2 separate regions of the Homo sapiens genome follow, and region 2 is linked to region 1. Evidence: read pairs that join two places in POLR2A ChIA-PET (ENCODE). Cell type or tissue: GM12878. All regions are shown on one strand. Each heading gives the region's core, and the rest is flanking DNA. Links, peaks and the distances in the headings are about the cores only.

Evidence for each region. ChIA-PET counts read pairs that join two places held together with the same protein. Peaks named below come from ENCODE experiments on the same cell type or tissue, not always from the same donor. Only the 100,000 strongest peaks of a DNase experiment are listed, where the experiment ranks them.
Region 2: POLR2A ChIA-PET joins it to region 1 with 5 read pairs; 1 of 35 experiments calls an interaction of 5 or more read pairs at or near these places.

Annotation. Positions count from the first base shown.
Region 1 is chr10:119,307,186-119,312,355 of GRCh38, reverse strand. The region is part of intron 1 of GRK5 (G protein-coupled receptor kinase 5); the gene reads right to left. Among named protein-coding and RNA genes, the nearest start is that of GRK5-AS1, 30 kb to the left of the region's middle. In GM12878, for the core only: no CTCF peak of the experiment used is centred there; a DNase peak (open chromatin) is centred at 2,695; H3K4me3 peaks cover 746 bases; H3K27ac peaks cover 649 bases.
Region 2 is chr10:118,403,396-118,408,565 of GRCh38, reverse strand. No RefSeq gene overlaps it. Among named protein-coding and RNA genes, the nearest start is that of LINC00867, 49 kb to the right of the region's middle. In GM12878, for the core only: no CTCF peak of the experiment used is centred there; a DNase peak (open chromatin) is centred at 2,440.

The sequences.
Region 1 (5,170 bases), core at 336-4,335:
GGGTTAACAGGTTTGGCCTCCTTGCAGCTTTTGCACAGCTCTCACGTTCTCCATGAGGCTGACCCTGATCGCCATTAAAAAATAATCATTTATTGAAATGAAATTCACTGAATATTAACCATTTTAAAGTGAATAATTTAGGCTGGCTGCAGAGGCTCACGCCTGTAATCCCAGCACTTTGGGAGGCCGAGGCGGGCGGATCACCACACGAGGTCAGGAGATCGAGACCATCCTGGCTAACACGGTGAAACCCCATCTCTACTAAAAATACAAAAACAAAAATTAGCAGCGGGTGGATGTAGTCCCAGCTACTCAGGAGGCTGAGGCAGGAGAATGGCGTGAACCCGGGAGGTGGAGCTTGCAGTGGAGCTGAGATCGCGCCACTCTACTCCAGCCTGGGCGACAGAGTGAGACTCCGTCTCAAAAAAAAAAAAAAAAAAATGAACAATTCAGTAGCATTCAGTACACTCACAGTGTTGAGCTTCCACCACCTCCGTTTAATTCCAAAACATTTAAAACATTTCTGTCACTAGGAAGGAAAATCCTCTACTCACTCTTTTTTTTTTTTGGAGACAGTCTTGCTCTGTCACCCAGGCTGGAGTGCAGTGGTAGAGCAATCTCAGTTCACTGCAACCTCCACTCACTGGGTTCAAGCAATTCTCCCACCTCAGCCTCCTGAGTAGCTGGGACTACAGGTGTGCACCACCACGCCCAGCTAATTTTTGTATTTTTAGTAGAGATGGGGTTTTGCCATGTTGCCAGGCTGATCTCAAACTCCTGAGCTCAAGTGATCCACCTGCCTTGGCCTCCCAAATTGCTGGGATTACAGGTGTAAGTCACCAAGCTAGGCCTCTACTCGCCCTTTTTAATTCTACAACCTGCCCCCACCCACTGCCCCCATCTCAGGACCCCTCTGCCTTTCTTTTACTGTTAATTTCTAATTCCCAGGCACACATCACCCTGCAGCAAGCGTTCTGCGTGGCCTTCTGAGTTATTCTGCTCATTGCTTCCTGCCAGGCTCTGTCTCATCTCCCGTTGGAATGCAGACTTCATGTGAGTGGGTATCCCTGTTTGGTTCCCTCCTGTCTCTCAGACACCTAGAACAGTGCTTGGACATAGCAAAAGCTCCATCAATCTCTGATGAATGGATGGATGGATAAACAGATGGGCGAGGCAGGACCGGAAGGGAAGAGATCATTTCCAAATGGACTTAGAAACAACAACAAATAAGCCACACTGCACACCATAATCTCTGAGCCTCCATTTTCTGCTCTGAAAAAGGGAATACAACCACCTTCCCAGCAAGGCGGAAGGTACACACAGCCCCTCCCCTGGGTGTGCCTCTTCCCATCTCACTCTGTCTGTTGACCCAGCCCTGGATCAAGAGTCCCTTCTTCTAGGGCAGTGTGGAAAGAGAAGGGGTTCTCATCAGACGGGGAGGGCTGGGCTGCTGACTCTTCTGTCCACAAGCTGAATAACCACAGGCCACTTCCCCAACCTCTCTGAACCACAGTTTCCCAATTGGCTTAATAACCAAATGCCCTTTATAAGGGTCGATTCGAAAATGTGCTTGAAGCCCTCGCACTGTGTGAGGCACGAGGTGGGCACTCATCCCATGTTAAGCCCTCTTGCTCTGTATCCCAACTCCCCAACCCCGCCCTGCCTGGGGCTTCCCTCCTTTTCCCTCTATCCCTCTACATCTCTTAGGAGAAAGCAGACCCCTAGTCCTCTTGCAACACTATTGATCTTCTTAAAAATGTCTTTTCCCAAGAAGTAGCAGAACTGGAAAAAAAAAGTTCTTTCCAAGCAAAATAATTTTTTAATGTATTTTTGTGCTCACGATGTTTTTGCCCACACTGGTTTTCACAGTTGAGAAAAGTCTGGCCACAAAAATGGACTTTTCACTACAAGAGTAATCCCCTTCTCTCAGCAAGGCCCAAATTTGGTCACTTTTGCCTCATAATGTTTTCTCTGGGTTGAAGGGGAAGAGAAAGCCAGGGGAAGGGAGATAAGTGGACACCTGAGAAATGCTCCTGGCAGTCGTAGGTCAGCCACTGCTGCAACTGTGGCAATTCTGTTGGAGAAATAAACAGGACTACTTGCTCAGGAAAAATACAATTTTTCATAGGATACTCATAAAAATATTTGCATTTTCCTGTGAGTACTAATTACTTCCGCTCTCCCCAGAATTTTTGCATCCCCTATTTCAAAGAAGCTAAACAAATGCTGTAGAGATCCTGGCCAATCAAAACCTGCTCAGCACTCAGGTACATTAATTACCATGTGGACATGACCGTGTACACACATGGTCTGGGAAGCCTGCGCCACGGAGACACTAGGACGAACCAGGCTGTGGCCTCCATGCTCCACCTCCACAGTCTCTGGGCCTCATGACCCTACAGTAAAGTAGATTTGTTTTGCAGAGGAGGAAACAAGCCCAGAGAGGACAGGGGTCTGGGCACACAGCTGCTGAGAGGCTGAGCTGGGATTTGAGCCTAAGAATGCCTAGTTCTTAACTCCCAGTCCACAAGGATGATGCTGGCTCAAGGGACAGGCAAGAGCTGGGTCCTAAGAACGTTCCCCCAAAGTCTGAAGCCACAGAAGCAAAAACCAGCACAGCACAGAGGCACCTGTAGAGAGGATTCCAACACAGAGATGAGGGTTCACATCTGGTCTCTGTCCATAGCTCTGTGACCCTGGGCAAGCTGCTTACCCTCTCTGAGCTTCAGATTGTTCAAGCGTAAAATGGGGAAACACCACCCTCTTAAGAAGGCTGCTAGGGCCAAAGTGAGATTGTGGTTAGCACTCAGTAAATGTGAGCTGTCGCCATTACTCTGCCCTGACTCTTGATCTCACATAGGGTCACAGGACCTGGGGGTTGAAAGGACCCTTCCTTGTCCTTGATTCAACCTCCCTCAACACTCCCATTGGACCCTGCATTCCCAGCATGCTTCCCTCCCACCAAGGCCTTACTGAGCTCGGCTCTGCCTCCCCCAGAGTTCTTCCATCCACTGTGCAGACTCATATCGAGGACCTACTTGGTGCTTGGCACGTGGCCCCTGCCCTACAAGAGCTCACAGGCTCGTGGGCGGCACTGACCCATGCCAGGTGACAATACTAGAGGAAGAGGGGCTGAGGGGGCACAGGGGAGGCACAATCAACCCTGCCTGTGGAATCAGGGAAGGCTTCCTGAAGGAGGTGACCCTTGGGCTGAACCCTCTCTTCTTAGAGACCACACGGTCCCTCACGCACCAGCCCTGCAGGGATGTGGCAAGAACTCCGAAGGTGGCCCCAGTTTCCATCTAGGCTCAAGAGCCCGGGCCCTGGGCACCAGCCCTCCCAGCCTCAGCACCAGCCTCCTCACTGGAGGGAGCTCCCAGACAGGCCCTGGGAAGATCTGCCTCCCTCAGGGAAGAGTCCTTTCCCTTCAGCTCCGTCTGGGAAGTGGGGAGAAAAGGGCCGGCAGGCCATCCTGCCAGCATTCCCCCAAATCCATACAGGGCTCCCCTGCCTCAGAACTGGACCTGCCCAGGATCTCAGGCTAACACTAAGATCCTCCTCCTGGCCCCCTGGAACCAGGAAGCAGCTGGCCTGGGGGTCAGGAGCGAGGGCAGGCCTGAGCATGGCAGCCACAGTGCCTGTGCAGCCATTGTCTCTAATCCTCAGAACGAGGCGTAAGAAAGCTCCCCCACCGCGTGGCACAGGAGAAGCCATTGAAGCTACGAAGACGCGGGCTGACCGGCCCAACGTCACCGGGAAGAAAAACACACGCCTCCTAACTTTGTCATCCCGACTGTGTTCACCTTTCCCTTCAAGCACTTGGGGCCAAGGGAAGCTCCATGGAGTGGGCTGCTCCTGGGGAGGAGTCAGGGGACCCAGAGAGGATTCTGAGGGGGCACACGCCTGGCCCATACGTCACAGATGACCCTACAGATGACTGTACCGAAGCAGCAGCGAGAGCCCTTGCCACACGCAGAGTTCTTCCCAGTCACTTCTACCATGAGCACACAATTTCGGCAGGGCTGCAGCATGACACCCATTTTGTAGATCAGGAAGCTGAGGCCGGGGCAGGGTGAGGCGTGCCTGGGGTGCGCAATCAGTGATGGGGGCCTGACCCTGATCCAGATCTGAACAGGAGCTGCTGTGGGCACAGCTCTAGTGCCCAAAGATAAACCCGGGCACTTATGTTCCTGCAAGGACCTGGGGAGCAGCCTTAGACCCAGCTCTGACCCTGCAGGTTCGGCCTACAAAGGCGCACTGGGCATACAGTGCAGACCCGCCATGGGTGCCCACTCCCAGGGGACCAAGGACGATGCCTGGAGAGGTGGGTGCTCAGATGGAGCCTCATAGAGGCAGGGTATAGGCTGGGGCCCCAGGTTCCCCATGACCCTTTCCCTCTGTCCTCTCCCCACCTCATTCCTGTGACACAACAGAGCAAGCTGGGGCAAGGCAGTGGGGCTTTAAAAGGCTTCCTAGAAAATGCTTCTTGAATTGTGAAATGGCCAAGGAGGGCTCTGTTGGCAAGATGAGGTTGTTACCCCTCAGAATTCAAAATCCAGTGTGTATGCAGAAAGGAGGGCTCGCCACCAGGAGACCAGAGTAGAGCATGGCTGCATGAGTTTCCTCTTGCTTCAGTAACAAGTTATTAACGGCACAAATGGAGTGCTATAGACACAAATGTATTATCCTACAGTTCTAGAAGTCAGAAGTCTGGAATCAGATTCACCGGGCTAAATCCAGGTGTCGGCAGGGCAGTGTGCCTTCTGGAGACTCCAGGGGAGAATCTACAGGCCACCTCTATTCCTTGGCTCAATTCATGGCCCTTCCTCCACCTTCAAAACCAGCAGTCGCTGGTCAGGTCTTTCTCAAGCTGCATCACTCTGAACTCCTTTTCACAGGCACAGTCCACTCTCCCTCTAATCAGGCCCACCTGATATCCCTGGATAACCTCTCCATCTCAACAGCCTTAACTTAATCACATCTGAAAAGGCCCTTTTATCAGGTAGGTAACATATTCACAAGTTGCAGGGATTCGGATACGACATCTTTAGGGGACCATGATTCAGCCTTAATCATGCAGTGATTAAGACTGCATGCTCCAGGGCCAGACTGCCTGGGTTTAAACCCAGGTATGTAATTTACTAGCTGTGTGACTCCAGGAAATTTACTC
Region 2 (5,170 bases), core at 577-4,576, 900 kb after region 1:
CTTGCTATCACTTAGATTTAAAGGGATACGAGACTGTTAATGGGACAGCATCCAAAGATGCTTAGAAACAACTACATGCCCAGAATACTTTGCTGAAATTTGCCAAGTTCCACTTGAGATTCACAGAACCTCTCCAGCAACCTGGATTCTAATGATTGAGCCCAAACAGGCCCTCGTCTCCAGCCCTGCGCTTGTTCCCGTGCCCCCACCACCAGGTGCTGCAGATGCGAGGCCTGCTGGGCCTTCCTCGGCAGCCATCTGTCAGCGAGGCCTTCGCTCCTCCAGGCAACAGGCGTGTTGATAAGAATATACACTTTCTGCAGTTGACAGACTTTGCTATTCAAAACACTGTTAAAAAAATGGCTATAGGAATTTAATTAGCAACTTCCATTAAGAGATTAGATGAGAAGAACAGAGAGAAACCAAGGGAAAGGCTTCTTAATAAAATCGGAGAAGCTGCAGAATTATTCATAGCATAACAAAGGAAATGGAGAATCTGCTCCATGAATTGTTAGAGGTGACAGATGTATTCTGATGTTTTCTCATGGCCTGGTTGGTCTATGACTAATGAGGCACCGTGTGAAGGGCAGAACTTCAAAGAGCACCTCTCACTGGCTGCAGTGGGTAGCAGGTGTGGCAATGGGCAGTGCTGCAATGCAGATGAACCTGTATGCTTTCAGATGCAGCCGTGTGTTCCCTGGAGTTTGTGGCTAGTCGACTTAGCTCCAACATTCAGAGATTGACCCTAAATGGGCCAATTGGCTTATCACCATGCCATGATCTCCCGTGCCTCCAGAAGTCGGTCAGCTGACTCAGAGGTGTGCGCTGGGTCCAGAGGGGCAAGAGGATATAAATGGACCAGAACAAGTCTATCCATTCCATGAAGGAAACTGACTGGGATGAGGTATTCAGCAGCATCTCTGTTATGTGTATATGGGGAAGGGCAGATACTCAGTTCTTATGTAAGTTCAGGGGAATTGCAGAACCCCCCCATTATATTGGGTAACAAAACAAAAGGTTGGTTCAAGATCCTATGATTGAAGACCCACGCATGACTATTTGTGATTTCTTAGTGCCAATGTTCTTCCTAAAGAATGTACAGTAAGGGAACCAGGTGAAAAAATAGGCCACTTAGAATAACATTCTGGAAATCTGGCTTCCACCCAAAATGCTACCAAGCATTCCTCACCAATAGCCACTTCTGTCAGAATGAACTGTTTCCTCATATCCCTGAGACAAAAGAATGGTTTCTGCATTACAAAGCATCTCTTCCTTTTGATTTGATTGAAAGTGTTGATAAACAGATTTAGATAAGAATCCCCAATGCCATATCAGATAGTATCAATGAAAACAACCAGCTTGTTATCCTCATTTGTTAATTGACATAAACTCAGATGTTGTAAGATTATCTTTACATTTTCCAGAGGAAGTCCTGATATCCACAGGGAATCTGAAAATACAAAGATTTATATAAACTTGGGTTTGCAGCAAAACTGACCTGTACTATAAATCTGTCAAATACATGGGTGTACATGGATTTTACTAGACAGGTATGTCTAGTAAAGTTAAAATACAATTTTTATGAGATTAACTATGCTTAGCTCCGAAGTCAAAATTAGGTAAAAGATGCATTAATTAATAACGGAGTCATAGCCTACATACTGTGAATACAAGATATCTCTATAATGGGTTCTAGTTACTAAAAGGTTGATTAATTTTTTTATTTCCAAGAAAAAATAAGGTGAATTCAAGATAGTGAGATAGATGGGTGGATTTAAGTGGGGGAAAGAAAGCTAGAAAATTGCTGATGGCTTGGCAAAAGAGCCAGAGGAAATTATCATCGTTGTCTTTTGTTCTTGTGACCTCAAAGCTGTTTCTTGTAGTTGTTAGTGTAAAATGAACTAAATTAGAGAATGTGTGATTTCGGTGGTGGCTAAATGCAGCCTGGCCTACTTTGTGTGGCTCATACTGCTGCTCATAAGCCTCTGTGGGCTGATGCAATGATGGCCTTGACTCCTTCTGGGGCTGGCACATGCTGGTGGGCTCTCTAATGCCACCGCTCCCTCCCGCTTGCTCCCTGGGTCCCCTTTCTTCTTCATCTACTCTGGAAAAAGGCCACTTTATGATGCAAGACTTATCATTACACAGTCTTTATCATTAAGGAGGGGAATCCCTGATGTGTATTTCCACAGAAAGAAAGGGCTAGAGGGGGCCAATGGCAATAAACATTATTTTTTGACGTTGTTGGTAAAAAGGAGTCCCACTAGTCCCCCACTTCAGTTTCCTTTTCCGCACCATGCCACTGCAATAGACATCTGAAACACACCTTCCTCAGAATCTGCTTCCTTTAGACTCAGCTTCAGAACTGAGCCAACTGCCCTCCTTCCTTCACAGACCTGGGAAGCCAAAGGGGCTTTCCTGCTTCTCACTTCTCGTGTTGTGGAATGGCCCTGCTGCTCTTGAGATGTCTCTGGCTATCAGCCAGGTTTAGCTCCTGGAACCTCTTGCTACAATACCATGAAGTTTTCCCAGGCTTCAGCTTCAGACAAGAACTCATTTGTTCCTCAATATCTCTTAAATATTTACCACATGTCAGGCTCTCTGTTCTAGGCACTGGAAATACTGCAGGAAAAAGAGAGAGAAAGAAGTCTTCCCTCATTGAACTTACATGACACTAGAGAGATCTAGGCAACAAGCAAGTGAAGGATGATGGTAAGCACCGTGCAGTTTCCTCAGCTGAGAGAGGAAATGCTGGGAATTCCTTTCAGGCATGGAGTTAAGACTTAAACCCATCGTCAGTTTATGATGGAGTGTGTGAACAAAAATTAAACACCTCCTTAGATTTTTTTTTTTTTTAAAACAAGCATGGAACAGAAAATCTTGGAATGAGGAAGCATTCTTGGCTTTTGATCTTGAGAAGTCAGAGGTGGCCAAAGCTATTTGGGGATGGAGAGGGCTATCTGATCTTTAGGGAACAGCCAGCCAGCTTGTCCCCAAGATTATCCTTCGAGGAGAAACGCTGTCCCTCCATCCTGCAGTATCTCTTTTAAACTTATGTTTAAATAGCTATACTTAAATGATAAGGCGCTAGCCTTTCACCTCCAGGATCCTAACTGGATTCAAACTCTAGTCTTCTGGGAAATGAGTTTGGTCGTCTAAGCTGAGCCTCATAGACAAAAGTCCTTATCTCCAAACTCCAAGCATATTTCAGCCCATCATGGCAGGACTGGAAGTCTGCTCTCGGGGAAAGAAAGGGAATGAGCTGGGGTTGAAAGTAAATTACTGAAGTAGTTAAATCAATCCTGAATTCAAATCCCAACTATTTAAATGATAGTACCTTTCTGTCCAGACTACAAAACTGCTTTTCAGTGCTATGCTTTTTAGCTGCATTCCAAAAAGGGGAAAAAGTCATTTAGAGCAGTTAAGCCTCCAAAAATGAGGTCAAAGCTGCAAAGAAGCACAAGCGTGAGCACCTTAATAAATGTAAATTTTCTTTGAATCGTTTCCATATCTATCTACGAAGAATACCGGACGTCTTTGCCCCATATGTGCTGCAAGCAACGCCTGTGACTTTTATCTCTAATATACTTGAAGATGTCTAAACATGTCAGGGAAATATCATGTGCAAAGATTGTGTGTTCTAAAGCAAATTTGGTTGGTTTAGAATAACATAACCAATGTTGTCCCCAAACACTCTAAAAATAAACATAGAATAGAACCAAAAAGAGACTACAGAGGAGCCGGGCTCCGGTTTACTCTGCTTGACTCAGAAAGGAATAATTACAGGCAAGGAGCTTTGACGACTTAGCCTATTGATGAGAAATACGCCATTGAGGGATACTTGGACTGTTTTGAATAGTTTGCTTTCCAGGTATTCAGACTCAGGCATTTATTTACCCTGCTTTGGGCTGGCTCCCACCCCTCCACCTTCCATTTATCAAGTTAGCATTTTGCTCACAATAAAATGGATGACAGTTTCATTACAGAATGGCATCACTTGTCAAACTTTGAATTACTGATCATAAAAATATCTGTTATGCTTTGAAGGATTGTTGGAGGACTTCCATTTATATATATATATATATATTTATCAGTAGGACTGTTTAGTGCAACATGCACAAGGGAAGAACAGAGACGGGGGGTGGGGGCGAAATCAAACCCGGCTGAGGAGCCCAGGGTTTGCTGTCTCCTACCCATACAAACAAACCTCTATCACAGCTCTAGACAGCAGAAATAAAAGGGAGCTTTTTGGCTCACAGCTATAAAAAAAATTATCATAGTGATGAAGTTCCTCAGCCATCAACAGAGCTGTGATAACGCTGTTTGATGATGATTTTCCCATGAATGTTAAACAGCCGCCACTGCGGAGGCAAAGGAGCTTATCTGCACCTAATACTGATCTCTAATTCCTGCCCTTCTTGAACCATCCATTTTCTAACAGCATTAACTGGCAAATTTACATCCCATCTTAATGCTGCTAAAGAGGACAGGAGATGAAGAGTAAATGACAGCAGTGTAATGAGGGTGGCTTTTTTCTCCTTTCTCTTTAATGGCTGAAGATTTACACAATTGTCTGTAAGCTTATATAGAGAGCTTACCTGAACCTTTTCCCAGCATGGATTCAACTTACAGGAGCTTTTGTTAACTAAACACACATAAATATTTTTAAGGCGGTTTAATAGTGTGACTTCAAAAGGAAGCCAAAGGATGGAAAAAGAAAAAAATAATAAATGTCATCAATAACATAAATGTCTTAAAGGGCTAATGATTTCTGAACAAACAAGGTTGTAAAAATAATGTTCTATTAGGTTGCTACAACACCAAAAAGCTTTCAAAATACTAAAAAATGATTAATTAAGACAAAGATTTAAAGAAAGCTACGTTCCTCATGCTGCCAAGACCCGGGATTTCTCTGATCATGTAACATCCATCAAAATACTACCTGTTCACTAACAGGGTGTGAAGAGATAGAAGGCAATTTCAATGGTAAATCTGAATATAGGGAACTACAATAGCTAGATGTGGGAAAATCCTATTTGTGCCTCCAGATGATAAAAGGAAACCAAATAAAAATCACCATGGACGAGCCATTTAACATCACAGGCTAGAAACCTTGAAGTTGTCTTTGACTCTTCCCTCTATTTCGTCCCCTTTATCCAATCCATTACCA